Linked DNA regions of Homo sapiens: all the other regions are linked to region 1. The links are chromatin loops, found by intact Hi-C in ENCODE. Cell type or tissue: GM12878. All regions are shown on one strand. Each heading gives the region's core, and the rest is flanking DNA. Links, peaks and the distances in the headings are about the cores only.

Region 1 (10,560 bases), core at 1,791-9,790:
TGTGGCCAGGGAGACACTCTGAGAAGTTGCCAGTTAATAATATTCTCGAATTACTACAGAATCACAGAGCTAGGTGATATCAAGGAGGTAGCCTGGTTCATGCATTTCATTTACAGAAAAAGGAGTTAAGCTAGAAAGTTGTTACTTACGTTGGACAATATTGGTTCCAAAATGAAGCCAATAGAACAATTGTAATTGTATTTGATTTTTATTACATGGTTAAGATGTATGTCCTGCTTTTACTAAACACAGGTCCTTTAATCCATGTAAAGTATTTGATTTGGAAAAAATACATATATTTACACTTCCGGATTTCTGACATTTCTGTGTAGTCCCTGTAAGTACAGCAGCAAATGTGTAATATCAAGGACATATTTTCAAATTTCTTCCTAGATACCACATTTCAGAAACATTGTGCATAAAAGGATATCTCAGTATAATGACAATTATTTATCTTAATGGAACTTAATCTGTGGCAGATAGGACTTCATTTCTCTATTGAGTCATTCCACAAATATTTATTGCCTACTTGTCCTGTGTCATAAGTTACCTGGATCTTAACTGTTCTATGGAGCGTGCCTTGTAAGTATGTAAACGTAGAGTTACAATATATTGTAGTATTTCCTTTCTGTGAATGAGATAGCCAGGAAATATGTAAATGATACAGCTTCTCTGGGAGTTGATGCCTGAGCAAAGACCTTTAACGAGAAATTCTGCTTCATATGTTTGAAAGATCAAGTACTTATGAGCTAGGTACACATGGCTTTGAATCCTGACTCCAAGTATTAGTTATACGGTATTGAGAATGTCACTCAATCTATTTGAGCTTGATTTTTCTCTTATATGAAACAGTGAGGATAAGATTTCCCTTGTAAGTTTTGGATGTAGATTTGTTTTCAGTATTAAAAATAATGTATGTTAAACATCTCACGTAATGCCTGGTATATAGCAAGTGCCCTATAGATGAGAAGCATCAAGGAAGAGGACATGCCATGAGTAAGGGAACAGTACTGTATGTGAAAGATATTAAATAAGAAATATCCTAATAAAAATCTGTCACTTTGGATTTTATGGTTGTAACTCAAAACCGGAATCTAATTGGTTTAAAAATATGAAGGGTTTATTGATTGATTTTAAAGTAAAACTATACAGTGGCTTAATAATATTGCCTAGATTTTCCTCATTCGAGCATGGTTGTCCCCAGCTCCTGGGTATACTGCCTTAATTATGTCGTTGGTCCAATACTTTCAGAAGTTCTGCATTTCCCTCTGATTGGGTTAGCTTAGATCATGCCACAACTGGACACATGTTCTAACCTGACTTCATTGTCACAAGGATCCCCAAATAGAGTTCCCAAATCTGAAATCTAGAATTCTTGGGATGTAGGGAATGAAGACTAGAGTGGCAACCATCAAATGTCTACTGCAGAACGTTGGAGGGACAATAGCTTCTGAAGATTTTTTTCTTTGACAAGCAATAGTGCAGGAAAATAATTTAGGAAGAATAATATAACTCTTGGGTTTAATAATTATGTATCTGATGTTTAGATGACATGGTATAATTGAAAGAATATGAATTTTGAAGTCAGATTTTGACAATGCTACTAGCTTCGTGGCTTAGGGCAAGGTGTTATGCTAGGCCACTACATGCAGATTGGCCCAGATCCATCCTTGTAGCCTCAGTTTCTTTATTTATGTTAAGAAGATATCATATAGCTCAGGGTTGTTAAGAGGATTCAATGATACACATCGTTACTGTATTTACTTATTGAGCACATACCGTATTTGAGGATAGGGCTAAGCACTGGAGTTACAAATATTGAAATAAGGCATGCTAGCTGCCGTTCCTTGATTTACCTGGAAAATATGAATACATAGCAAATAGTATCCACTATCATGAATTCTAAATTTTAGGATAGTGACATACCTTCTATCATTTATACTAATACCTTTTTTTAAAATAAATTGAACTAGCATCTTGTTGTTAATGTTACTAGACTTGGAGCTAATCTTTCTTGTTTCTTTTTTTTCAGATGACTGTCCTATATGCTTGAATGATGTTCATTCAGAGTGTAACTGAATTTAGATTGTAAAACTTTAAAATGAACTTCAGAGTTAGATGCAGTTAAACTATTTGTTACTGAGGCAGAATGATGAAGGCATCCTAACTGATTGGTTTGTCACTATCTTTCACTGTCTTTCTGGTTGTATTTATGGAAATCCCTAAAATTCTGAATGGACACTTCAGACATTTAAAATATAGCCAACAGTAAAAATGGCCTTCATGTTAAATAACTTCTAGTTGATTTAAAGACTAGTTTTAGACTAAATTATTTGTTTTATGGAGACTATAAACATTAGTATAATTGATATGTAATATAAAAGATTGTCCTAGCCTTAAAAAGTGATCCATAAATTTTTCAGTGAGGGTTTAGATAAAATAAAAAATAACATTTGAGAAAGAGGTTGCCACTTTAATACCATCTATTTTATGTGGACAGTGCATTTAAGCTTGAAATTTCACAGGTAATAAATGTAGCTGGATAGTAACTTATATTCTGTTGATTCTGTGTACATTGACTCTTGAGATGAATGTTACAAGAATTTTAATTTTTTTTAGATGACAGATGAAAAGAGGTATTTAATGTTTTTATACAATTAGTAGCATTAGGATGGATTGCAAATCAGATGCTCTTTTGGAGCTCTGTGTATAATATTCAGGACCTTGTGAGGTCACAGTGAGCAGGGATTTATATTCTTAATTCCTTTTTTACTTTTTTTGGATACTCTGATATGGCCACATTCAGTTAAGTATTTAGAGTAAGTGGCCAAAATATTTTATACTTTCTCTCTCTCTCTTTTTTTTTTTTTTTTGAGACATAGTCTCACTCCGTCACCCAGGCTGGAGTGCAGTGGTACGATCACGGCTCACTGCAACCTCTGTCTCCCGGGTTCAAGCCATTCTCCTGCCTCAGCCTCCCAAGTAGCTGGGATTACAGGCGCCCGCCACCATGCCCGGCTAGTTTTTGTATTTATAGTAGAGACTGGGTTTCGCCATGTTGGCCAGGCTCGTCTTAAACTCCTGACCTCAGGTGATCCACCGCCTTGGCCTCTCAAAGTGCTGGAATTACAGGCATGAGCCACCTCGCCTGGCCTAGATACTTTTTCAATTGTGAAGGACAAATTTTTTATTTTAAGCAAATATTTATTAAGTGCCAGATACTAGCCCATGTGCTGGAGATACAACAGTTAAAGTATTTATTGAAAAAAAAGAAAAAACTATTGAGTGCTAGCTGTGTGACAGACATTCTAGTAACAGTGATGTGAGGAAGGTACTATTATCCAAGCTCAACTTTAAGTTGTAAAATTAGTGCACACTCTTAGTGTTTTGCTGTTATAACCTGCTAGAAGTTGGGATCTGGAACTGATGCTGATTCCACCACCAAAGAATGTATGGTTACCATGGTTACCGTAAATTGTTGTGAATTCTATATTTTGGGGATTTAAATGGTAGATTTTACTTCATTGTGTTTCAAATGGCAGAAAAAAGACTTTTTCTTTTTTTTGTTTTTATTTTTTGAGACGGAGTTTCACTCGTCACCCAGGCTGGAGTGCAGTGGTGCGATCTCACCTCACTGCAACCTCCACCTCCCAGGTTCAAGCGACTCTCCTGCCTCAGCCTCCCAAGCAGCTGGGATTACAGGCATGCACCACCATGCCTGGCTAAATTTTTTTTGTATTTTTAGTAGAGATGGGGTTTCACCATGTTGGCCAGGCTGGTCTTGAACTTCTGACCTCAGGTGATCCACCTACCTCGGCCTCCCAAAGTGCTTGGATTACAAGCATGAGCCACCATGCCCAGCCCAGAATAGATATTTTATGATGCATCATAAATGTTTGTTTTATGGCTGTGTCATGCTTTTTATTATTTTTAGGGAACTTCTTAGCTCCAAAATGTGTGTTCTTATTTTTGAGTTTCATTGAGAAAATACTGTTGTGTATTCTGAAATCAATGGGAATGATGGTGCCGTTCCAACAGCGATTCTTTTCAATTTGGCATGTGCATACTACCATGTGCCGTAATTCTCGTGCTATTTTTTATATTTGAATTCTAATTAGAACCCCTCATTGTATGCAGTCAAGTTTGATAGTGGATAAGTTTATCAAAAAATTCAGTTAAAGCAAGCAATCAGTAAAAAAAAAAAAATACATACATGCACACATACATATACATGTATCTATTATATATACATATATAATATATATATTTAGCAAGCATAGGTTTTTTTGTTTGTTTGGGTTTTGTTGTTGGTTTGAGACAGGGTCTCACTCTGTCGCCCAGGCTGGAGTGCAGTGGCATTATCATGGTTCACTGCAGCCTTGACCTCCCCAGGCTTAGGTGATCCTCCGACCTCAGCTTCCCAGGTACCTGGGACTACAGGCGCGTGCCACCATGCCCAGCTAATTTTTGTAGAGATGGGGTTTCGCCATGTTGCCCAGGCTGATCTCCAACTCCTGGCTCAAGCAATCCTCCTACCTTGGTCTTCCAAATTGTGGGGATTACAGGCGTGAATTACCATGCCCTGCCTCAAGCTTAGGTTTTTAAATTTTAACATACAACTGTTAATTTGCTGGCACATAAGGCTTTGAATATGGGTCCACTGATTAGATTCTTTGTCCCCTAATATAACCCAGACTCATGCTGTACTATTTATGATTTTTAGCATTTTAATGTACTTATAAAACAGTTTGAATGCTGAATTCTTCTAGATTTTTATGATTTTTCTCTCAGTCTTTTACAGTTCTTTTCCATGGTCAAATAACAGCTTATCCTAGTGACTTGTTTTAGTCTCTAAAAATACTTAGTTTACATGGAAATAATTCTTCTCACTCATGCCATTGTTTTACATGACATTCACTTAAACTATATACTTACCAAGTACTGTACCAACTATATTACCAAATACTATACCAGACAAATTTTGATAAGCATAAAACTCACTCTCTCCTGAGAGAGGAGCAGGAGAAAGTGGCCTTCTAGCCATGAATGTTCATTGTGCAGTAGGCATTAACTTTAGGTTTCTCAGAGGGAAGGAGAAACATAGATTTAACCAGCAAATTGGATAAGAAGGACTCTTCTGTATAGTGCTGTGGGTACCTTTTATACTGGGAAAACTCCAGCATTCAGGTTGTGGTGACATCATTTGACCATAACTGAGTATAAAGGCATTATTGCCATGTTAAGCCTTTTTCTGTTCCCTATTCATTCATCCATCATTTTTGGCATGTGATTTTTAAACACTGGCTTTTAGTTTCAAAGTGGATAAAATACAGTTTAGATTAAATTTACATTAAATTTTATAATATTAGTGCATTATAAATGAAAAGAATTAAGACATTGTTTTAAAAGAACTTGCCGACCTCTGGATCTCAATTTGAAAATCATTGTCTTTTTAGAAACCTCTGTATCTGTTCCAATAGCATTCTTTGGAAAACAGGCAAATCTCCTTATTTGATATTTTCCTTCTTTTCTGTGCAGCGTGCATGATGTTCACATTTGTGAGAAACTCCTATGGAAATATTCGGGACTAGGTTTTACTACTCCCCCTCATTTTTTCCCCCACTTGAATGTGTTTTCTAATTCAAATCAAAGTGATGATTGTCTAGGGAAATACAACTTGGATACCTTTAATGTATGTAAAAACGTTTTAAAATCAGTTATAACTTTGAGTACTTACATTAATAGCATGTTCCTTGTGACATTTTTTACAACCTTACACACGAGAACTATTGCTAAAGACACCTGATTGAACATTAGAATGAAATTCATGAGCTATTCAGTGGGGACAGGAAACTTATTTGAGTTGTTTGAAATACAGAGAATTAATTTTTGTTTGTGTTAGAACATACTTTGCTCAAAGACTTCTGACTAAGATAGCAATCTTTTTGATTGACACCATACATGTTTTGTAGAGGTCATAATTATACCTTACTTTTATTCTGGTTGCTTGTTTTAAGAGGAATGTTAACAAACTGGAGCATGCTCCAAGGAATCTGATCAAGATGGTAAGGAAGTTTGAAACTATGTATTAGAGGAACATTTGCAGGAACCAAAAATGCTACTAGCTTAAAGAAGAAAAGATTAGACAGTGGGGGAGCTGTACACATGATCACTGTCATTGGGTAATTTAAGGCATTGGGAGAGGTAATACATTTATTTTTACGACTCTAGGGGGAGATGCAACACCAGTGTTTGTAAGTTATGGAGAAACAGTGTATGTTCAGAAAAGGAAAGAGGAATTTTCCTTGTAATTGTCAGATTCCAAAAATTCTTGTCTTTCCATATTTCTTATTTTATTTTATTTTATTTTTGAGATGGAGTCTCACTCCATCTCCCAGGCTGGAGTGCAGTGGCGCCAACTCAGCTCACTACAACTTTCATCTGTCAGGTTCAGGTGATTCTCCTGCCTCAGCCTCCCTGGTAGCTGGGATTACAGGCATGAGCTGCAATGAACTTCCTTCAATATGATCAGATGCATCAGCTACTTTTTTTTTTTTTTTAACTGTTTCTGGGTACTTTTATAATCTTCTGCTCTGGAAATGCTGCTGTCTAGGCCTGCTGTGCGGCTCTCATACCAGAACTTTTCTTCTATCTTCATTCTGGAAATTCCCTTCACTTGTAACCTATGTTAGATGCTCTGTTTCCAGGACCCCCAACATTTCCGTTAGCCTCCTGATGAAAGGTGAATGAGAGGTCATTTTTGAAAGCCACAAAGCTGAAAATGTTTTATTCTGCCTTCTTTTTAAAAATTAGTTTGCCTACATTCACAAAGGTGAAAATACTTTACCCTTGGAACTTTCAATATATTGCTTAGTTGTCTTCAAACCTTCAGTGTTGCTGTTGAGAAGTCTGATGCTATTCTTATTACTGAGTCTTTCTGACCCACTTCTTTTCTTCCCTCTTTTGGAGTATGTAAGATCTTCTTTTCTTCCTGCTGTTCAGAACCTCATATTGAAGTATTTTGGTGTAGGTCTTTTGTTCAGTGTTTTAGGCTTTTTTTTTTTTTTTTTTTTTTTTGAATTTGTTTGGAAACTCACGCTTTTTATAGTGCAGACATATTTTCTCCAATCTTCTTTTTTGGGGAATATAAAAGCCTGTGATGCCACTGTTCTGGGAACCAAGTTGAGGGAGGTGACTGTCATTCTGTGTGTTTGATCTTAGATAATCCTCCAGCTTTCCACATGGTCCCTAACAAGAGTCTTCAGCAGTGTCTTGAGTTTGAAGTCTCTGTGGTATAACCTCTTTAAAACTTTCCTTCAGACTTCCCACCTAGGGCTGGTGGGAGTATGCTTTTGGCTGTTAAGGAACTGGAGAGTCTAATGATTTCTGACCCCACTTTAAGCCCTCACCTGTATCCAGTTCCTTCAGTAAATCTTGATATGTCCTGTGGTGGGAATCAGTTTCCAGTTGGCTTCTCCCACCTTTGCAGAAGCTTCTGTTTTGGCTTTCTCCATAAAGTCACTTACTGCTGGTATTTTGTTTTTAAATCTTCCAAATTTTGTTATTCAAGAACTGTCGTGTGCTTTTGGACTCTTCTCTTGTTCTCTGACGCTCTGTTTATTTTAATTTTTGTGGGCACATAGTAGGTGTATGTATTTATGAGGTACACAAGATAGGAGTTTTGATACAGGCATGCAGTATGAGATAAACACATCATGGTAACCCTCTGTCTCTTGTGGGTTAATACCTTCTTATTCCTTTACTGTCATTTCGTTGTGGGTTTGGGCATGTGAAGAGATTTAGATTTTGTCCACTACTTTTTTTTTTTTTTTTTTTTTTGAGACAGAGTCTCGCTGTTGCCCAGGTTGGAGTGCAGGGGCGCGATCTCTGCTCACTGCAAGCTCTGCCTCCCGGGTTCACGCCATTTTCCTGCCTCAGCCTCCCACGTAGCTGGGACTACAGGCGCCCGCCACCTTGCCCCGCTAATTTTTTGTATTTTTAGTAAAGACGGGGTTTCACCATGTCAGCCAGGATGGTCTCGATCTCCTGACCTCGTGATCTGCCCGCTTCGGCCTCCCAAAGTGCTGAGATTACAGGCGTGAGCCACCGCACCCAGCCTTGTCCACTACTTTTAACTAGAATGCCTTAATTAGGTTTAAGTCATAACTTGAATATTATTTTTTAGATGCTTGCTCTAAGTGTTACAAGGACCTTATGGTGTAGTATTTGTGGCTTTCCCAGAAACTCAGAATAACAATAGGGATTTATATCATGCTTATTATTATATATAGAAAGCTAAATATATTCAGTTTTTTAATGTTGGACTCTGGATAGACGAATATTTTGGACTAGCCAACATATACGGTGTCTTGGCATCAATAGTTTGTAGATTTGATAACCTACTAAAGGCACCTTCCTTCCATCTGTTCTAGATTTTAAATGTATAATTTTATGCTATGAAACATATGTAATATTTTTAGTAAATAACTAGGATGGGCTAGATCTAAATGTCAACTTTATTACTTTCTGCCAGTATTATTGGCAACTACATAAACTTCCACAGGTTATTAAAAATATTTTTACCAGCTTCTCCCACAGCAGGAGAAAAACAATTAATAAAACTAACTAAATAAGCTTTCCTACTTACTCATCCAGCACAGATTGTTATTTGAATTGAACAAATGGTTATTTGCAAGATTGTTTGAGGCCTAGTTAAGAGCAGCACACTGATGGACATATGGAATGAGCCACACCATCTGGTTACAGTCATACCTGGGTGGTGGTCATTAAAACTAAATCTCCTGGGGATCTGCAGATGTCTTAATTATACTACAAAAATGTATTGGGCTGCACCAGTAGGCTACTTTGAACTTCTTGAAACCAGTTAACTTGCAAACATGTTTTCAAGATATCAAAACTGCAGTTATTGAGTCTTTTTTTTTTTTTTTTTTGCACAAAACTGAAGACTTAAAATGTGTATTTGAGGATCTGGAATGGGTGGTACTTCAGTATTGGCCCCATGAAAGTAATGTGGTTTACTTACCCAACACTTTCATCCAATAGTTATGACTAATATGACAGAAAAGTGTTTTATAAACCCTGAATTCACCCTGTAGCTAGAAGGGCTTTAGCAAAAAAGGGAAGTGACCTCAGGTTCACATCTTAAAAATACTTGTTTTGATTCACTGCAGGATTTTATTCACTTAAATGATCAAATTTGGTAGGTGAAGATAGTCTGCTAATGATAAATTTAATTACTCTAAAAATTGTGGTTACTATAGATACTAACACGAAATCAGGACTACAGTTTTTTTATTTCTTGACATACGTTATAATTTTTTGGTATGCAGTTCTGTGAATCTTAACATATGTATAGATTCATATAGCCACCACTCAAATTAGAACATGCAAGTTTTCCATCACCCCAAAAAACTTTTAGCCCTTGTTTTTACTGTACTCCTGGCAATTACTGATCTGTTCTCCAACACTGCAGGTTTTGTCTTTCCAAGAATGTTGTGTAAATGGACTCATAACTTTTCTAGATTGCCTTTTTTCACTCAACATATTATCTTTAAGATTAATCCAAGTTAGTTGTTGTTTATCTTAATAGTTTGTTCCTCCTTGTTGCTAAGTAGTATTCCATTGCTTGTTTGTTTTTCCATTTTCTGTTTGAGGAGTTTCTAGTTTTTGATATATATGAATGGAAATGCTGTAAATGTTTATGCTCAAGTTTTTGGGTGAACGTAAGTTTTCATTTCACTTGGGTAAATATCTAGGGCTAGGTTGTATGGCACATGCATGTTTAATTAAAAAATTGGCCAAGTTTTTTTGGTTTTGTTTTGATTTTTCCCTTTTACTTGTGGAATTCCGTTTTCTTTTTTTTATTATACTTTAAGTTTTGGGGTACATGTGCACAACGTGCAGGTTTGTTACATATATATACACATGCCATGTTGGTGTGCTGCACCCATTAACATTAGGTATATCTCCTAATGCTATCCCTCCCCCCTACCCCCACCCTCCATTTTCTTTTATGGTCACAATTGAAATTGTACTATTGATATTAACATTCCAGAGTTAATCAGTATTTTAATCTTCTGTTAATACAAGGTCTTTAAAAATACAAAGTAGTTTCATTTAAGTGGTGTTTCTTTTTTTTTGAGACGGAGTTTTACTCTGTGGCCCAGGCTGGAGTGCAGTGGCGTGATCTCGGCTCACTGCAACCTCTGCCTCCCAGGTTCAAGTGATTCTGCTGCCTCAGACTCCTGAGTAGCTGGGATTGAGGACTGCCACCACACCTGGCTAATTTTTCTATTTTTAGTAGAGATGGAGTTTTAACCATGTTGGCCAGGCTGCTCTCGAACTCCTGATCACAAGTGATCCACCCGCCTGCTGGGATTAAGATTACAGGTGTGAGCCACCGCGCCTGGCTCATTTAAGTGTTATTGTTGGTAAACATATTATTTGTCCCTTTTTTCCTTCTGTTAGTTGGATGTTACTGTAATAAGATGATATTTGTTTAGATTTGCCAGTTTACAGTTTGCTTACCCCTTAGCATCT
Region 2 (10,560 bases), core at 962-8,961, 180 kb after region 1:
AGGGCGGGGCTATACCAAATATGTAAAAGTGTGGAAGTGCCTTTGGAATTCTGTGATGGGTAGAGGCTAGAAGTGTTTTGAAGCACTTCATAGAAAAAGCCTAGATTCACATGTCTGAAATTGTTGGTAGAAATACAGACATTAAAGGCAATTCTGGGCCGGGTGCAGTGGCTTATGCCTGTAATCCCAGCACGTTGGGAGGCTGAGGCAGGTGGATCATGAGGTCAGGAGTTCGAGACCAGCCTGGCCAACATGGTGAAATCCCATCTCTACTAAAAATACAAAAATTAGTTGGGCGTGGTGGTGCGTGCCTGTAATCCCAGCCACTCAGAAGGCTGAGGCAGGAGAATTGCCTGAACCTAGGAGGCAGAGGTTGCAGTGAGCCGAGATCATGCCACTGTACTCCAGCCTGGGCGACAGAGCAAGACTCTGCCTGGCGGAGTGGGGGTGGGCTGGGGGAAAGACAATTCTGATGAAGGCTCAAAAGGAAGAGAGGAGAGCTACAAAGAAAGCTTCTATTGTCTTAGAGAATACGTGTACCACCATGTACAGAATGTTTCTAGAATTATGCACATTACAAGGTGTTTCTGGTGAGGTCTCAGATGGAAAGGGGTAGCATTTATTGGACACTGAAGGAAAGGTGATTGATCTGTGTTATAAAGCAGCAGAGAACTTGGCTGTATTATGTCGTGGTGTTGGAAGGAAAGCAGAACTTGTAAGTGATGATGCACTTGGATATTTAGCTGAGGAGAATCCCAAGCAAAGTGTGCAAAGGGGAAGCCTGTTGTCTCCTTGTTGCTTGTAATAAAATGTGAGAAGAAAGAGATAAATTAAAGAAGGAACTGCTAAGCAAAAAGGAAGCAGTACCTGATTTGGAAAATTCTCCACCTGTCCAAATAGTATACTATAGAAATGTCAAAAGTATGGCTCAACAAGTGTTTGCTAAATAAATGAGGTGTGTGGCTCATGGATCCAATCATTTATCTCATCAGAAGCCAAGAATAGAGATGTAGTTGTTCAGGAAAGATCTGTGCAGGGCCCTCTTGTCTGATGGCTTAGATCACCATGAATTTCTTGGGAGGCTGACAACGTTTTTGAGAATTTTATACCAGGAGAAACATTGCCATTCTGGACTGAAAGAGACCATAAAATTAACAAGAATGACTTAAAGCCTGGAGTGCTGGATGCAGAGGCCAGTCTCGAACTCCTGACCAGTTCGAGACCAGTCTAGCCAACATGGTGAAACCCCATTTGTACTAAAAATACAGAAATTAGCCAGACGTGGTGGCGGGCACCTGTAATCCCAGCTACTCAGGTTGCTGAGACAGGAGAATCGCTTGAACCCGGGATGCAGAGGTTGCAGTGAGCTGAGATCACGCCATTGCACTCCAGCCTGGGTGACAAGAGTGAAACTCCATCACAAAAACAAACAAACAAAAACATTGTAGTCTTTTATGAGAACATCTAAGTTTTTAAACAACCACCATATGGGTGTAAAAGATCATCAGGCCATAGAGGATTATGCTCAGGCCTTGAAGTCTTTTTTTTTTTTTAATTGTAAGTTTTCTTCAGTCTCAGAAGGTATCAGGCCTTGAAATCTAATGGAACTTGCCTTCCTAGGTTTCAGACTTGCTTGGGACCCATGACCCCTTTTTTCTTTCCAATTTCTCCCTTTTGGAATGAAAATGTCTGTCCTATGCCTAGATATTGTATTGTGTAAGCAGATGACTCATTGTCTGACTTCACGGGTTCATGGATGAAGAAGAGTTTGCCCCAGGGTGATTCATACTCTGAGTCTCAGCCATCAGTGATGTAGATGACAACATTTGGGACTTTGAGTTCATGACCTTTAGATGAAATTTTGGACTTAGAGTTGATACTGGAATGGTTAAGACTTTTGGGAATATTTGGAAGGGGTGGATATATTTTGCATGTGGGAAAGATGAATTTTGGGGCAAAGGGGAAGACTATTATGGGTTGCTTGTGTCCCCCAGAAAGACACGTTGAAGTCCTAATCCCCAGCATCTCAGAATGTTAATTTATTTGAAAATAGGGTTGTTGTAGATGTAATTAGTTAGGTTATGATAAAGTCATGGTGGAGTAGGGTGTGTTCTTAATCCAATGACTTGGTGTCCTTATAAGAAAGGGAAAAGAGACACAGAGACAGACCTGACAGTGAGAAGACAGCCATGTGAAGACCAAGGCAGAGATTGGAATGATGGATCTACACGCCATGGAATACCGAGAATTGCTGGTAAACACCGGAAGCTGAAAGATGCAAGGAGGGGCTCTCCCCGATAGGTTTCAGAGGGTACATGGCCCTGTTGACATCTTGAATTCAGACTTCTAGCCTCCAAAACTGTGAGACAATAAACTCACGTTGTTTTAATCCAACCAGTATTTATGGTATGTCATTAAAACCACCCTAGGAAGCTGACACAGATTGTGCTACACCTAATTTGAATTTTTAATCATTTGCACAAAATGTGGGATTAAATCTTTAATTAAAATATTTCATTTAAATCTACTGTATTCTGATTTTCCATGTATCAATACTTTCACTTTTGTTAAATACAAATAGGACAGATGAATCTATATTTACATATGGAGTGAAATTTTCCAGTTTGTTTTTGTTATCTTTAGCTAGGTAATAAATGTTAGTTACACCCCGTGTGGTGGTTGTTTGAAAACTTAGATGTTCACATAAAGGACTACAGTGTTATTTATTTATTTATTTATTTATTTATTTATTTGTTTGTTTGTTTGTTTTGAGACAGAGTCTTGCTCTGTCGCCCAGGCTGGAGTGCAATGATGCGATCTCGCCTCACTGCAACCTCTGCCTCCCAGGTTCAAGCGATTCTCCTGTCTCAGCCTCCCAAGTAGCTGGAATTACAGGTGCATGCCACCACGCCTGGCTAATTTTTGTATTTTTAGTAGAGGCGGGGTTTCACTATGTTGACCAGGCTGGTCTCAAACTCCTGACCTCCCACCTCGGCCTCCCAGAGTGCTGGGATTACAGGCGTGAGCTACCGCGCCTGGCCTACAGTGTTATTTTTAAAAACTAGATACTATATGAAATGCAGACATGATAAAGGGGTGCTTAACCCTTTTAGGTGACCTGCCTTTTTAAGAAAATTGCAATTTTCATAAAAAAAGTATACATTTTAAAATAGTTTAGTCATTACTCATTTTGTAATTTATTTTATATTGATTTTCCCCTCTGAGATTCAAATGTTTGTAACCATTGCTGTCTTTTTTACAGGTCTCTCTTCTTTATCAAGTTATCATATTTGGGAACAAGTGTAACATGGTAGAAATGAAGATGTCTCTTGCGTGGGAGGCTGATGCTCCAAGGGAACCTTGGGCAGGATCCATGCTTTCTGTTAACACAGGCTTCATCTACCCTAAGTGCTCAGGCAGCGTTTGGAGAAGGAAGAAGGATGACTGGAAGGAAGAAAGTTACTTTTTTTTTTTTTTTTGCAGTTGTGGGGAAATTGCACTGATTCACGCATGTACTTTTCTCCAGTCTCCCCGGTCACGAACAGAGCGTAATTGCTGCACGTCTGGCCAGAACAAACACTTGAGCTGGAAATACCAAACTGTATATATGTTAAACACAGGCTAGTTTTACAGAATTTTCACCTCTACTTCTCAATACAAAACCTGTTTTTCACAACTAGCATTACCCCCACACGCAGAAATTTTTAAAGAAAAGATGACTAGGTCTATTCTAGAACCTTTTGTTATTCCTGGCAGTAGTACAATGAAATTGGGTCTAGTGGTATTTATTGTTGGGGTGGATGTAACTCCTATTGAATCTGAAAGCACAGCATCAAGTGAAAACTGCTGAACAAATGCTAAGCATAGAAACTCTTCTGTTTATGAACTTTTTGGTTTTCAATAGGCTGCCCTGAGTATGCTTTTTTGTTCTTAATTGAACACAACATGGTACAAAAAATTACTACCCCTGGCCGGGCGCAGTGGCTCACGCCTGTAATCCCAGCACTTTGGGAGACCGAGGCAGGCGGATTCCAAGGTCAGGACTTCGAGACCAGCCTGGCCAACATAGTGAAACCCCGTCTCTACTAAAAAATATAAAAATTAGCTGGGCATGGGGGTACATGCCTGTAGTCCCAGCTACTCAGGAGGCTGAGGCAGGAGAATCACTCGAACCCGGGAGGCGGAGGTTGCAGTGAGCCAATATCGTGCCACTGCACTCCAGCCTGGGTGACGGAGTGAGACTCTGTCTAAAAAAAAAAAAAAATTACCTGTGGGTGCTGGGCTGAGCCATGATTTTGTTCCTCATCTGGAGGGATTAAGGACTGCTTGGCTAAGCTCATCCCCAGTTATTGACTCAGTTGGACTTGTGGGGAAGGTGTGAAACCAAAATTTTTTATTTCTAACAAATTCCCAGGTGTTGCTGCTGCTGCTGCTGGTTGTGGACCTCACCTTGAGAACCACTGCGTAGCTCACAGCCGTCCTGGCCAGCTCTCAGGCTGAAAGTTTGAGAGAGATTTCTGTAGTCATTTTAGCTGTAATTCCCCCGAGGGTTACACTAGAGGGCAGTGTGATTACAGCTACTGCGATGGACAGCAGGTTGACTTCACACTGAATCCAGACCGAGGTTTTATATTTTGTTTCCAGATGTTTCATGTAGGCATTTGTAGGTAGAAAAGGTTCTGCTGCTAAAAAGAAGTTAAAAGTTTGCTCTCTCTCCTGTCTTTTTATTTTATTTACTTATTTTTTTGAGACGGAGTTTCGCTCTTTTTGCCCAGGCTGGAGCGTAATGGCACAATCTCGTCTCACTGCAACCTCTGCCTCCTGGGTTCAAGTGATTCTCTTGCCTCAGCCTACCAAGTAGCTGGGATTACAGGCATGCACCACCACTCCTGGTTAATTTCATATTTTTGGTAGAGATGGGGTTTCACCATGTTGGCCAGGCTGGTCTCGAACTCCTGACCTCAGGTGATCCGCCCGCCTCGGCCTCCCAAAATGCTGGGGTTACAGGCGTGAGCCACCACGCCCAGCCTTTTTATTTTAAACTCATATATATTTATTAGCTGGAGAGCTGAGGCTATTGAGGTGTACAATTTTATTTTCCATTATTCAGAGAATGTTAGAGATAAATTTGCTATTTGAGCTCACTTTTCTAAACGTGTTTTCAGTGACTCCTGTTTTGTTAGTAGTAGAAATAGGGTTTGAGACCAAATAAAGCTGGAAACACTGAGTTAAAGTTACACAGACTCCTTTATTAAAATATTCCTTAGAGCCTGTGTTTGTACATTGGAAACCACTGGGAGGAGGATGCGGAAGGCAGGACCGCTGTGGGAGTAATGCCTTCTGGGTATTTTGGACAGGAAACACCTGCCTGGTCCTGATTCTTCGTCTTTTCCATAAGGAATTAAAAACTGGAAGAGAAAAATGACTGCTATGTAGTGACAGGACCTGTCTCCGGACTGCAGTCCAGGGTACTTTCCGTAGGACCAAAATATTATTACCTGCAGTTCTATGTGCAATGACAATACCCGGGCCAGTCAAATGCACTCGGTCTTCGGGCCTCGGGTCTTCCTGTTCCACCTGTTAGGACGCTCTTGCTCCAGGCATCTGCAGCCTTGCCTCCTCACTGCGTGCAGAGTGCTTAAATAGCACCTTATTAAAGAGGACCTCCCAGACCACTCTCCAAAATGGGCCTCCTTGGGTCACTCTCTATTTTCGTACCTTGCTTTGTCACCACCTGTTATGTGCTTAATTATTTTTTTGTTTGCTTCTTCTCTCTAAAATAGAGCTAGAACCGAAGGGACTTTATCTATCTTAGTGTCTGCTATATCCCTAGTACTTTGTAGGTGCTCAGTGAACATATACTGGATGAATTAATATTTTCAAAGTATAGAACATAAGATTGGTTATTCTATCAGCCAGAGTTCTCCAGAGAAATGGAACCAACATATTGATATATAAGTATACATAACACATTATATATATATATAATGTTAAATATGTTAAAATGGTAAAAACTGGTATCTTTTATTAAATGGTTCTAACAGTACCCAGATAATGTGAACATTATATACATTTACAGAAAAATTTCCACTTGCACTTCTGGGTTTAAAAGTGCAATATCTGGCCAGGCGCGGTAGCTCACACCTGTAATCCTAGCAATTTGGGAGGTCGGGGCAGGCGGATCTTTTAAGCCCATGAGTTCAAGACCAGCTTGGGCAACACGGCAAGACCTCATCTCTACGAAAAAATACAAAAAGTAGCCGGGTGTTGTGGCGGGCGCCTGTGGTCCTAGCTACACGGCTAAGATTATACCTAGACCTACACTACACCTATGCTGAGGTGGGAGGATCACCTGAGCCTGGGAAGTTGAGGCTGCAGAGAGCCATGATTGTGCCATTGCACTCCAGCCTGGATGACAGAGTGACACCCTGTCTCAAAAAATAAGATAATAAAAGTGCAACATCTGACACTTTCTAGTAATTGTTTAAATATAATGATATTGTATACTCTGGTTTCTCTTCAAATTGTGTACATCTTTTGCCTTTTAAATGTAATGGTATTTTATTTTATTTTATTTTATTTTATTTTATTTTATTTTATTTTTTTGAGATGGAGTTTTGCTTTGTTGCCCAGGCTAGAGTGCAATGGCGCGATCTCGGCTTACTGAAACATCCGCCTCCCAGGTTCAAGTGATTCTCCTGTCTCAGCCTCCCGAGTAGCTGGGATTACAGGCATGCGCCACTACGCCCAGCTAATTTTGTATTTTTAGTAGAGATGGGGTTTCTCCATGTTGGTCAGGCTGGTCTCCAACTCCTAACCTCAGGTGATCTGCCCGCCTCTGCCTCCCAAAGTGCTGGGATTATAGGCGTGAGTCACCATGCCTGGCCAGTATTTTATTTTTATATACTCTGGTTATGTTAGAGAATATCCTTCTAGGCTTCAGGGCGTTTGAATTTAAATATTATTAAGGTAAGGGGTATTTATATTTATCCAAAGGCCTCTCTGAGAAGGAATTCTATACTGGGTTTGACTGTAATTAAGGTAGCTGCCTTGGAGAATACTGGTCATTTTAATTTTCCACTCTCCAAATTTCACAGAAGTGTTTCTCATTGTCAGACTGACCTACAGTCATACAGGGAAGGGAATCCAGGCAACATCATCCCAGGTTTCTTCCATAAAGGAAGGAGGAGACTCTAGAAGGTGGTGGTGGTGATGCCAACAGACATGAAGTACAGGATCTTTCAAATGAGATTTTGAAGTTCACACACCTTCCATAAGGCCTACCTTCCCCTCCTCCACTGAGCATCACGGGGTTGCATTGTCTGTCCCTGAGCCGCAAGGCCCCTCCTCTCCTGCTGACTGCGAGGCAGTGGGGGTGGGGAGTGGAGTGTGTGTGGTCTTAGATAGAAAAGAAAGCCTGAAAAGAAACGTAATGTGCTAAACAACTGATGTGTTAAACACCTGCCTTCTGATATTCTTAAATGGCAGTCCTGTCTCCAGTGAGAAATAAATGTCTCTTGATAAATGCATTTACACTTACTCTCTAGTCACGATCAGCCAGTCCTCTGGGTAATGTCACTTTGAAGGAAGGTTGGATGCTTATCAGGAGAGAGTGAGTGGCCTTGGGTGGAATCCAGCGCCCAGTGGGGGACAGCTTTAGTGGGATGACCTTCCAGATCACACCACACTGGCTGCCACCCGCTCTGCCCTGCACAAAGTGGACCCAGGTGAAATAGCCCTTCTTGGAGACCCATTAGATGAATTCTTGTCTTCCTTAAAGTAAAGTTATTACTGTTCCAATTTATATCAACCAAACTCTTGCTTACATGGAGTAGGTGGCAATGACAGTTAGAAACTGAATTATACCCATAAAGAGCAATGCTGATAAGGAGAAAAATCTGTCAGTGGTTGAATTGACACTGGCTGCTTCCCATCTAGTTTGACTTCACAGAAAGTGGGGAAATGCTCTTTTTTTGTGGGATACTTCTGAGGTTTCCTGGGTCTTTCCTGTGCAAATGAATGATGAAATAACTATCTGCGGAGTCACTTAGGAGCCTTACTGGGGTCAGCCATTTTCTGTGCTCCAGAAAGCCCACCCTCTTTTTTCTTCCATTATATTTCTATCTCGTCTGACCACGTGTTGTTGCACAACTCCAAGGGTGAACTTGGAACTGAGATTCCAGTCTTTTCTTCCTCATGCTCTCATGCTTTTCAGAGACCTGGAGATGCTGAAATTCCTCTGCCTTTTCTTGTCTCTTTGCCTGCTCTAGCACTTCTGTCCTCTGAATTTGGTGGGAGAAAGTCAGAAGAAATAAATCTCACAGAATAAACAGAATAACAGTCTCCTTAGAGAGAGGAGGTGATGAAGAGGAAAAAATACAGACATGGAGGTAGATGGTCTTAAAGGAGAAAGGAGATTGGAAGCCAGTCCCCACAACTAACAAGGAGAGTAATAATGCTGCCTTTTCAGGATTTTTTTTTGGGTTGGGGGGGGACAGGATCTTACTCTGTTGCACAGGCTGGAGTGCAGTGGTGCATTCACAGCTCGCAGCTCACTGCAGCCTTGACTTCCTCAAGCTCAAGCAATCTTCCCACCTCAGCTTCCCAAGTAGCTGGGACTACAGGCACACGCCACCATGCCTGGCTAATTTTTGTATTTTTTGTAGTAGAGACAGGGTTTCATTATGATTCCCAAGCTGGTGTCGAACTCCTGGGCTCAAGCAACCCACCTGCCTCAGCCTCCCAAAGTACTGGGATTGCAGGCATCAGCCACTGCACCCGGCCTCTTTTTCAGGTTCTTGAGCTCAAATGTCAGCATCATCACTTTCTAGCTATGATCTTGGGAACTTAGATGTGGTCACTGATATTGTCCTTGCTTCTCATTGCTGCCTCCAGACAATTATTCCCAACTCCTTGGGAGAAAATGAAAATGTCAATCTATTTGAAACTCAATCAGCTAGAGCACTGTCTCCTCGGCGCTGACATCTACTGACTTCCTGGTCCGTCTTCCTCAGTCATCAAACCCTTTGGCATCAATTCTCCATCCTAGGTCCTGCCATTATCTTGCAGCTTTTCAGTATCCACATGTGATACATCTTGTCTTTTTTGTTCCTCAATCCCCTCATTTCTAGACTCCTTTTCCACTCTACCTCAGCTCCCCATTCTTGTGGCCACATCCTGTCCTCCCTCCAATGTAAGGAACTGCGTCACCTGGCTCTGTCTACAGGGATCTCGCCTTCTTGCTTACTCGATCATCTACTTCCACGGGACCATTCTTCAGTGTTATCGGGACATCCTTGTTCTCCTCTCAACCTCCCTGCCTGTCCTTTCTTCACTTCCCTTATTTCCTCTACAGCAATCACACCAATGCCCAAAGCTCCATGGCCTCCCTGTGTTTCAGTCACATTTGTATGAAAAAAAAACAATCCCAGGAAAAATCTTTGATCTGCTTGCTAGAGAAAGTCACACAATACAGCAAAATAATTCCATCATAAGCTCACAATCACCAGCTTCAAGTGGGATTTAATCAGGCAGTCCTGTGAGGTTTCTCTAGTTGGCTAGTTATTATTATTATTTTGAGACGGAGTCACATTCTGTCACCCAGGCTGGAGTACAGTGGCGCAATCTTGGCTCACTGCAGCCTCCACCTCCTGGGTTCAAGTGATTCTCCTGCCTCAGCCTCCCAAGTAGCTGGGACTATGGGTGCGTGCCACCACACCCAGCTAATTTTTTGTATTTTTAGTAGAGACGAGGTTTCACTGTGTTAGCCAGGATGGTCTCTATCTCCTGACCTCGTGATCTACCCTCCTCGGCCTCCCAAAGTGCTGGGATTACAGGTGTGAGCCACTGTGCCCAGCTGGCTAGTTCTTACTCTCCATCTTGGCCATATTACACTGTGTCTGTATTTCTCAGTCCTCAAATTCCCCTACTCTGCCTTCATTCCCAGAGACTATAACCTACTTTATAGAGAAAAAGGAAGTCACCAGATGCCATCTCCCTCAAGCTCCCAGCAACATGCAAACTACTCTCCATCTGCCTCCGCTCACCATGTCACACTCTGTAACACGAGGCAGCCATTCCTTCTCACTAGGGCCAGTCCCTTCATCGGGACCTGGAATTCCTGCTCCTTCCCCCTCTGAGCACATTTGCACTACATTTTTTTTTGTTTAAAAAAATAAATATTTCACTTCTTTTACTTAAATTGCCTCTCCTTATTTAAAAATTTATTTGACATCTTCCATTTTAGAAAATCCTCTCTTGACCCGGCAACGCTCCTCAATGACAGTCTGACCTCTCTTCCTTCATCAAAGACAAACCTCCTGAGCAAGTTTTCTATGTTAACTGTCTCTACCTGCTCTCCTCCCTCTCATTTTAAATCTCACCTGCAGGTATCCTGTCTCCTAAATAGAAACATCTCTTGCTGAGATCAAAAATAACCTCCATGTTTGCACCTGCAGTGAAAACATTCCACAGCCTGTTACTTGATGTCTCATTTTCATTGGCCACTACTGATCACTTCTTCCCACTTCAAACATTCTCCTCCCTGGGCAGCCAAACCCT
Region 3 (10,560 bases), core at 1,370-9,369, 56 kb after region 1:
TTCAAGAAACAGCTTTACCATTGTGTTACATTCTGCTTAGCTTGGATTTCTTTGTACAGAGATTGCCTGAGTGTCCAGACAGTAATTTTTGTATTACTGAATTTATTAGTGTTGAATTTGCAAAGTTGTGTTTTCCAAAGTTTCATTCTGCAGCACTTATAATCGATTGTTGAAGATAGTGAATAGATCAGTACCTAGAAGTAAAAATGGATACAAGTACTACAAAGTCCTGTCTTGCCTATTTAATAGGTATTCTATTAATGTTTGGGGCTCTGAATTATATGCTATAATTTCTATGCTAGCATTCATTGTTTCTTAAATTTTAATGAGTTTAAAATTGCAGGCTTCTAATAGAATATGAATATCTTCAATTTATTTGGTGATCTTGTCCTTTTTTTAAATTTTTATATATGACCATGGTGAGACATTTGTAAACTTAAAAAAAGCTCTATTAATTAAACCATTTTTGTATTATTATTTTAAGTATTTCAGTTATTATTCAGATTCACATAGTTGATTACCATTTTTAATCAGTGAATTTTTCCAGGATGTTTTCTACATCTTTGTCTGCTTTCCTATAACTCAGTACTGTAACTCAGTACTCTGAAATAGTTTCCTTTGTTAATAGAGTCACTTTTATAGTACTGTGCTTGAGGTCATATACAGAGTATTGTGTCCAAATTTATCATTGCACAAAGTGTTTTTGGAAATTCTTGGTTACTCCTTAGTAAATTACCTGTAATTGGGTTACATGCTGGTAGGGTTTAAAATCTGATTGCTAAGTGAATTCTCTATAAAGTGAGTTTTGATACATAGAAACTTTTCATATAATTCTTAAACTCATGTGTCATGTATTTTCATTTATAGTTTTCATATTCATTAACATATGTTGTTCCTTACCATTTACAGCTCAGAATTCTGCAAATGCAGATTTTGCAAACTTTGATGCATTTGGACAGTCTAGTGGTTCGAGTAATTTTGGAGGTTTCCCCACAGCAAGTCACTCTCCTTTTCAGCCCCAAACTACAGGTAGAGCTTCTCCAGCATTGTGCTTAAATGTTTACTTTACAAAACAAAACTCTCTAAATGTAGTTTTGAAAAATTAGTCTAAACTTAAATTCTGTAATTATCTGACTTTAAAATGGTTCTATCTTCAAAAGCTCTGGGGAAACCTGAACTCTTTATTTTTTTCTATGTTCATTTGTTTTTCTGCATTATTTGGTATATTGTCTGTTTGACAACATCCATTCTCCTCCTTTTCCTGCGCATGAATCTTCCTTATATCTACCATGCACACAGGACAGAGGCATGACACTACTATAAGTATTTCTCTCTCTCTGTCTCTTTTTTTTTTTTTTTGGCAATCCTCCTGCCTCAGGATGGAATACAGGCACATGCCACCACTCCCAGCTAAATTTTTTTTTTTTTTTTGGTAGCAGCTGGGTCTCACTATGTTGCCCAGGCTGGTCTTGAACTCCTGGCCTCAAGTTATCCTCCTGCCTTGACCTCCCACAGTGCTGGGATTACAGGTGTGAGCCACTGTGCCCAGCCAGTACTATAAGTTTTTTAAGGTTCATAGAATCCATTGATTTAGGCTGACATTATACCTCTTAATAAAGGAAGCTGGTTGCTTCTGTAGAGCTAAAAATGTAAGTAATTTTCGGGGCAACAAGCCTGAGAAAAATTTTTATATGTTTATTAGACAAGAGTAGATTAATGATCACTTCAGTCAAACTTGGAAATAGTTTTCTGTGCAGGAATTGGTGTTTAAACATTGAATACTCTTTCCATAAATTGTGCTGTTTTCGTAAACTCATGGAACCCTTATTTAGATTTTTGGCTGATTACTTTTCTTTCAACTTTTAACTCTGTGTATTGTCTTAAAGCCTTTTCTTTCAATTTTCTTTTTTGTTTTTTCTTTAACTTTCATCATTTACATAATTTCTGGCTGTCCAGCATTTAGAATGCTTTCATCTAGCTGCAGTTTTGGTGAATTTACTTCAGCTTTTCCTCTTCAGGCTACCCACAGTAAGTTCTGTTGTCAAGTAGGCATCTTATACTAATTTGTATATTTTTGCTATACTTCAAGGGTTTTTCCAGTTATAGATTGTTAATAATTCTTTAGTGATAATCCTTCATAAAAATCTCTTCCAACTCTATTTATTAAACTCAGAGTTAGAGAACACAATAGTAGACAATCAAAGAGTTACTTGGTTTAATAATAATTTGAAATAATATTCTTTATATAAATTTTGAAAGTTTAGTATGTACTTTGTTTGCCAGCTCCTTGTAACAGGTCACAATATTTTACATACAAACATATATTACTTACCTTTAATTGAAACCACCATGATTTAACTCTTGAAAGAAATTTGATCAGTGTATATTTTTTTTAGAATGTATAAAAACCTGCTTGATAGAAAGTGTTCGTGTTTTTTTAATAGAAGTTCATGCATTCTGTTTTAAAATTATCTGTAGTTGTCTTTTCTATCACTTTAATATATAACTGTGTATATATACTGTTTTGATTTCTGAAACTAAAGTTTAGAAATAAAGAACTAATATCCCAAAAATGTAGGATCAAAAGCATAGAATGAAATATACTGGTTTTAGTCTTTTGATAGTACTTTAAGGAGGTCTCTATAATAGAGAACAGATTTTAAAGATGTAACAGGATATATATAATAGTGGCCATTAGGTGAATTGTGGTTTATAAAGTCAAAAATTGCTATAATGTATTATGTACTGTAATTTTAATGCCTTGAACTATATGGTACGGCATGATTTTACAGTGGACATCTTGATATTGTATACACATTAAACTATTATGTGGAATTAAATAGTAGCTCTTCAAGTGAAGTAAGTATAAATGTCAACGACCATCTTTTAAGGAATTTTGGATCACCGTAACACATTTTACACATTGTTAATCGCTACCCCTGGGATTGTTTAAACTGTTTCGTCATGGAGCCACAAAAGTTTGAAATCCTCCTAGTAAGATACTTTGCATCTTGTTTGCAGTCTGTTCAGGGAGAACTAGTGAAAGGCTGTAGTATATTTGGACTAGAAAGTAACTGAATCTCAAACCAGGTAGTGTGGAGATACCCCTCCATGAATTACATTCTTCATTCCAGGGTAGGTAATACACAGAAACATGTTACTTTACCTGTTGCCAAGGCCTTTGAAAAATCTACTTTTACAAAATTGGAAAACGTCACTTGTAGTCAAAAGCCATTGCCAGTCATTGATTTTAATGTTGTAAGATTGCTTATAGGACATTTAATTTAGGAAGAAATGATCATACAGTCTATGAGAGGGTACTAGGAAAAGCTTAGAAATTTCAAGTGCTCTGTTTATTCTGTTACAGGTGGAAGTGCTGCATCAGTAAATGCTAATTTTGCTCATTTTGATAACTTCCCCAAATCCTCCAGTGCTGATTTTGGAACCTTCAATACTTCCCAGAGTCATCAAACAGCATCAGCTGTTAGTAAAGTTTCAACGAACAAAGCTGGTTTACAGACTGCAGACAAATATGCAGCACTTGCTAATTTAGACAATATCTTCAGTGCCGGGCAAGGTATCAAGCTTTAAGCAAAACAAATACAAATTTGTGTTAAACAGTGCTCTTAATTTGGTTGTATTTATTAAAATCTGAACATGCTACACTTTTCTCAGTTGTTGTATAGAAATTTTGTCTGCACTGTCATTTTGAGTAAAATGTTCACTTGACACATTTTAGACCTGAAATATCAACTACAAAACTGAAGACATAGGGACTGATTTGTAAACTTTCAGTCTTACTAGTTGAGAAAAATTTTATTTTGTCCTAGAAGGCGTGCTTTACTTTTCTTTGGCTATAAAGAGCCAAGAAACCCCATTGGCAGAGCTGAATGGAGGATTATTTGGTGGTTTCTGTAATATATTTACTTCGAACAATTTTCCGTTAACATCTTGGTGGGTTTTTTATATTTAAAAAAAAAAATTCATGAATTTTACAGTATAGTCTTGTATCCAGTTTTATCTTAAGGCTAGTAGCCTCTACAAATGCATGTGGCACTGGTGAATAGCAGGTGTGTGTTGCTAAATGGAATTCTCCATTCTGATCTCTGGGCCTGTTTTCCTCCTCTCCAAAATGAGGATAATTCTAAGCATTAAACTCATGGAGTTGTGTTCTAAGTATTATTGCATGTTAAGGCATATAGAACAGTGCCTAGCACATAGTAAGTCCTCAATAAATGTTTCCCGTTATTACCATCTCTAATTTTTTTGTGGAGAATGCTGGGGAAATGATGCTATTGATAGACTGTTCACATTAGGTCTAGCATTATATGAATTTATATGTTCATGTGAACAAGATCCACCCGTCTTGGAGATGTTAACGTAAGAGCACTTGAGAGTTTCTTTCTTATGCATAATCCAGACAAATTTTTTTGGTACAGAGTGTTAATTTTTGTTAAGAGACATATTCTGTCTTTATCACAGTGGTATGTATAACAACTAATCCTGTCCAGTATGGTCCAGGTTATTTATTAGATTAATGATTTGGAATCCTGCTTAACTCTAAATCCATTTTAAGTTTACCTGTGTTTCATGGCAAATGTGGTTGATAAGTTGAAAGTGTAACTTTAAATTTTTGGTGTAACTTGATTTTGTTCGTTCCCAGGTGGTGATCAGGGAAGTGGCTTTGGGACCACAGGTAAAGCTCCTGTTGGTTCTGTGGTTTCAGTTCCCAGTCAGTCAAGTGCATCTTCAGACAAGTATGCAGCTCTGGCAGAACTAGACAGCGTTTTCAGTTCTGCAGCCACCTCCAGTAATGCGTATACTTCCACAAGTAATGCTAGCAGGTACCTTGTCTTAGCTAGCCCTCCTGCTTTGTGTTTTATCTTTTTTTTCCAACTTTGAATAATCAATTAAAAAATGACTGTTTCAAGGTATAATTTTAAAATTCTTGGATATTTTTGTAAATTTGAGGAATTTGAATTTAAATGCTAATTAAAATATAATCCTTGAATAATTGCCATAATTTTATCTTTTCATTGAATCAGACGTTTTGTTATGTTCTGTCCTTGAACACTAAACCGTATTTGAGAGCATGTACACATCTCAAAATGGACAGTTCCTTACAGATTGTACTCAGCAGAGAATCCATTTAGTAGTCAAATAATATACTTTAAAAATAGTTTTTAGTCATGATGATTAAACAGTGAAAGTCCCATATTATAGGCTTAGTTGTAAATACAGATTTTTAGAAGTGTTTGCACCAAAGCCCAAAATCAATTCTGTATCTCTTCAGTGTCATCCTCATATTTACAAATAAGCACATCTGCTGTTATGTTCATATATATCTGTTAGAATTCTTGGCAGTAGGAAGTCTAACACATTTTAGGACATTACACTTGTAAAAAACTTTTCTAGTCTTTATTTTAGAGTTGCGGAAATAGTCTCAGAAATACAAGAGATTTACCTATAACAATGTTTTATTCATCTCTGTTTTCCAATCCTGTGGATTGTATTTACTAATTTCTTTAGTTATCCTGGTAGCTTATTTTCCTTTAGCATCTTTTCTAGAAAGAAATGTTAGGATTGTAACACTTCCGGAAACATAAAGTCTGGAAACATACTTTATATATAATACATGATTTATTGATATTACATTACAGTACATCAGGGGTTCACAAACTGTGGTCCATGGAATGTTTGGGGTACCTGAGACCCTTTCATGGGGTCTGTGAGGTTAAAACTTTCTTTATAATAATTCTGAGAGATTGTTTACCTTTTCATTAATTGATATTTGCATTGATGGTGTGAAAACAATGGCAAGTAAAACTTGCTGGTGTCTTTTTATTTTTTTTTAATACTTTAAGTTCTAGGGTACATGTGCACAACGTGCAGGTTTGTTACATAGGTATACATGTGCCATGTTGGTTTGCTGCACCCATCAACTCATCATTTACATTAGGTATTTCTCCTAATGCTATCCCTCCCCCAGCCCCCCACCCCCGACAGGCCCCCAAGTGTGATGTTTCCCACCCTGTGTCCATGTGTTGTTCTTGTTGTTCAACTCACACCTATGAGTGAAAACATGCAGTGTTTGGTTTTCTGTCCTTGTGATATAGTTTGCTTAGAATAATGGTTTTTGCTGGTGTTTTAACATGAATATTAAGATAGTGGCACCAAACTGTACTAGTCGTTACAATAGTCATATTCCTTCCCACTACACATTCAGTTTTACTTGTATTTTTTATTTTTTTATGATGATTCTTAATGAAGCAGTAACAATTGTTTATTTTATTACATCTTTACACTTAAATGTCTTAATTTTCTTTGTGTTGATACTGATGCTGTGATACACGATATGTTCATTATTTTATGGCTACCCTGTAAATCGTTACTTTCTTTTTTTTTTAAGAAAAAAAATGAACTCTTTCAATATTTGTTCTCAGCAATGTTTTTGGAACAGTGCCAGTGGTTGCTTCTGCACAGACACAGCCTGCTTCATCAAGTGTGCCTGCTCCATTTGGAGGTATGTGCTTCTGGTATATACACTGGTTTTTACAAAGAACCCAAATATATATTGTGTAGCATTTTCTTAGGAGTCAAAGCAATGATTTGTTATCAGAATCCTTGAGTTTTCTGTCTTGATAAATATAGTGAAATAATTTAAATCTTAAATACAAAATGTATTAGGATTTTATAGTGTATTTTATAATTTTTTAAAGCTACGCCTTCCACAAATCCATTTGTTGCTGCTGCTGGTCCTTCTGTGGCATCTTCTACAAACCCATTTCAGACCAATGCCAGAGGAGCAACAGGTAAGAAAAAGAGACAGTGGAACAGTAAGTTTTGGGGAAGACATTTATCAACAAAGACACCATGTGAAGAACACCAGAAAATGGGGCCTCTTTCTTAGTGAAGTGAATGGCAATGGATAGAAGAGTTTGTCCATAAAGACAAATTCTAGCTGAAAGTTCATAAAATCCTGGAATTTAACAGTTGAGAGGGACCTTAGAAATTATCTAGTGTCTGCCCTTTCCAGTTAAAGCTTTCATTTTTCAGGTAGGGAAGCCCAGACATGGAGATGAGACTCCACAGAACGTTTATGACAGAGATAGGACTTGAACAGAGCAATTTAGATGTATTTGGTGGTCTGGTTTCAGAATTACTGGTTGTCACTCATGCAGTCTTAATGGAACCATTTTATGAGAAGTTTTTATTTTCCCTATGAGATTGCATCAGATGACTTTACTACATGAATTCTTAATTATTAGGTCTTTTTCTAGTGAATATCTCTTTCAGGTGTTAACATTTTTTAAGTTGTGGAAACTTGATTCAGTCGTGGGTATAATACTGAATATTTTCTCTTTTGATAATTTTTTCCCTTAATTCTCTTTGTTGTCTCCATTTTATTTTTTGATTCATACTGTAAGCCATTCACATCTTTCTCATGTTATACCTCTGATTTTTGTCGTATTACCTTAAACACCAGAGATATTTGCCAGTATCTTGGAATGTCAGCAGGTGCATTTGGTATGGCTGGGTATCCATTAAATCTAGAGTTTGTATGCTTTGTTTTTGTGTATATGTCACAATAATTTAGAACTAAAGCCTAAACTCCAGTTATAGCAAATGTTGATATGAACTCTTGAGAGATTAGGTACTTGTAACATTTTAATCAAACCATTAAGAATTACTAGTTTTTAGTAAATCTCTTTGTCATTGACAAGATTAAGAATCACAGTATTAGGAGTTTGAGCTGTAACTATTTTCTTTTCACATAAATGTCTTCACTTATACTCTGTTGGTAAGTAGCATAATAGATGTTTGATAAGTATTGGAATTTCACACAAAATTTAACTTTAAAAAAAGTTTAATTCAAGTGTACCTAATGAATGATTGTTTTAAATTTCCATTTGTACAATTTATCAGGTGTGTGATATGTGCAGTGTTTCTGTTTCTTAGCATACTGTTTTGATTTTGTGGACTGAGTTTGTAAAATGTCTCATGATACAATGGGTTTTTGTACATTGCCTCATTTAATCCACTCAGCTGTCATCAAATAAATATTTTAATTGTGTGACAGCTGAGGGAACAGGCCCAGAAAAGTTAATTGAACATATTTTGAGTACAGCCAGCCAAACTTGTGTTCGAATTCTGATTTATAGTTACTTGCAGGTTGACCATAAGAAAGCCTTTTGAATTTTGTTCTTTTAATGAATGGGGTAAGAATGATAGGGGGATGTTCAAACATTTATTGTGATAAAGTTGTTCACAAGATGCTATTGAGATATTTATAGATATTATAACTTCACTTAAGAACTGATGAATGGAAACTCAAATTATGTTTTGACTGAGCCTAATCATGTTGACCTGACTTCTCTGAGCCTTCATGTTGTCCCTCTCTATAGAATGTGAACAATATTCTCTTGCTGGCAGGTTTGTTGTAAAATTAGATGATGCACATTTACCCTGTATGGTCTTTGCGTTACAGCATATGCTCAGTAAATCAGACCTATTATTTTCCTTTCATGATTGTACCTCTGAGTTGGTTCTATCATTAGAGTTAAGGGCCTTTTTTTGCTTATTTTATTTAGAGTATGCAAGTTTTGTAAAAGTTGAAGTTCTACATAGGATATAAAATAATATAAAATGTACAACGTATGTGCAGATGATATAAGATAATTCTAGTATTAAGTAACAAAAATTTATTAGAAAGGTAAAACGACAGTGTCCACAAATGTTTATTTCAAGGTAATACATTTTTTCCATTATAAGTCATTTTGAATTTATCACGTTGGTCACCTTTATTAGATTATTATTGAATTGACCAAATCACAAGCATTAACTGCATATGTTTCTATTGAAGCTGAAATATAAACAATACTTCGACAGATGCACTACGCTTAAGAATTTCCAGTGTTTTATACCATCAAAGTTAATATTATTTAAGAATTTTTTGTTGCCTTCAAATACATTAACACTGGCCAGGCACAGTGGCTCATGCCTGTAATCCCAGCACTTTGGGAGGCCAAGGCGGGTGGATCACCTGAGGCCAAGAGTTTGAGACCAGCCTGGCCAACATGGTAAGACCCTGTCTCTACTAAAAATGCAAAAATTAGCCAGGTGCGGTGGTACGTGCCTGTAGTCCCAGCTACTTGGGAGGCTGAGGCAGGAGAATCGCTTGAACCAGGGAAATGGAGTTTGCAGTGAGCTGAGATCATGCCACTGGACTCCAGCCTGGGCGACAGAGCAAGACTCTGTCTCAAAAAAAACAAAAAACACATGTTAACACTGTGAAATTATATTTTGAGGTACCCTTTGATCCTAGCACTTTGGGATGCCGAGGTAGGTGGGTTGCTTGAAGCCCAGGAGTTTTGAGAGCAGCCTGGGCAACATGGCGAACCCCGTTTCTACAAAAAATAAATGGTGGCAGACACCTGGAGTCCTTCCTAGCTACTCAGGAGGCTGAGGTGGGAGGATTACCTGAGCCTAGGAGGTCGAAATTACAGTGAACTGTGATTGCGCCACCACACTTCAGCCTAGCTGACAGAGTGAGACTCTAGCTCACAAAAAAAAAAAAAAAAAAAAAAGGAGGTACCCTTATTGCATAATAGTTCTATGTGAAATTCGGAAAGTTTTATCAGTATATTTCTCTTTTTGTTTGTTGGTTTGTTTTAGACAGATTCTCACTCTGTCACCCAGACTGGAGTGCAGTGGCTTAATCTTTGCTCACTGCAGCCTCTACCTCCCGGATTCAAGCGATTCTCATGACTCAGCCTCCTGAGTAGCTGGGATTACAGGTGCGTGCCACCATACCCGGCTAATTTTTGTATTTTTAGTAGAGATGGGGTTTTGCCATGTTGACCAGACTGGTCTTGAACTCCTGGCCTCAAATGATCTGCCTGCCTCGGCCTCCCAAAGTGCTGGGATTACAGGTGTGAGCGACTGCACTTGGATCATTCTTAAAATGATGTTTAAATAATCATTTTTTCTGGATTTATAAAACTTTGGGGCTTTAGTTTTTTTTTTTTTTACTTTAAGTTCTAGAGTACATGTGCATAACATGCAGGTTTGTTACATATGTATACATGTACCATGTTGGTGTGCTGCACCCATTAACTCGTCATTTACATTAGGTATGTCTCCTAATGGTATCCCTCCCCCACTCTACCCGACCCCAAGACAGGCGCCGGTGTGTGATGTTCCCCACCTTGTGTCCAAGTGTTCTCATTGTTCAGTTCCCACCTATGAGTTAGAACATGTGGTGTTTGGTTTTCTGTCCTTGCGATAGTTTGCTCAGAATGATGGTTTCCAGCTTCATCCGTGTGCCTACAAAGGACATGAACTCATCCTTTTTTATGGCTGCATAGTATTCCATGGTGTATATGTACCACATTTTCTTAATCCAGTCTGTCATTGATGGACATTTGGGTTGGTTCCACGTCTTTGCTATCGTGAATAGTGCCGCAGTAAACGTACGTGTGCATGTGTCTTTATAGCAGCATGATTTATAATCCTTTGGGTATATACCCAGTAATGGGATGGTTGGGTCAAATGGTATTT

Evidence for each region. Peaks named below come from ENCODE experiments on the same cell type or tissue, not always from the same donor. Only the 100,000 strongest peaks of a DNase experiment are listed, where the experiment ranks them.
Region 2: it touches region 1 in a loop (8-fold over the local background); 29 of 110 quality-filtered maps call a loop at or near these places.
Region 3: it touches region 1 in a loop (2.0-fold over the local background); 9 of 110 quality-filtered maps call a loop at or near these places.

The regions. Positions count from the first base shown.
Region 1 is chr2:227,474,047-227,484,606 of GRCh38, forward strand. The region is part of intron 1 of AGFG1 (ArfGAP with FG repeats 1); the gene reads left to right. Among named protein-coding and RNA genes, the nearest start is that of AGFG1, 7.2 kb to the left of the region's middle. In GM12878, for the core only: a CTCF peak has its summit at 6,234; a DNase peak (open chromatin) is centred at 9,054; H3K4me3 peaks cover 1,776 bases; H3K27ac peaks cover 4,480 bases.
Region 2 is chr2:227,653,879-227,664,438 of GRCh38, forward strand. No RefSeq gene overlaps it. Among named protein-coding and RNA genes, the nearest start is that of SCYGR5, 7.6 kb to the right of the region's middle. In GM12878, for the core only: a CTCF peak has its summit at 4,559 (motif pointing right); a DNase peak (open chromatin) is centred at 4,543.
Region 3 is chr2:227,530,182-227,540,741 of GRCh38, forward strand. AGFG1 (ArfGAP with FG repeats 1) reads left to right here. Exons shown (of 13, transcript NM_004504.5): 6 at 910-1,029; 7 at 3,368-3,577; 8 at 4,664-4,844; 9 at 6,444-6,523; 10 at 6,720-6,812. Among named protein-coding and RNA genes, the nearest start is that of AGFG1, 63 kb to the left of the region's middle. RefSeq lists a silencer at 4,780-4,859. In GM12878, for the core only: no CTCF peak of the experiment used is centred there; a DNase peak (open chromatin) is centred at 4,730.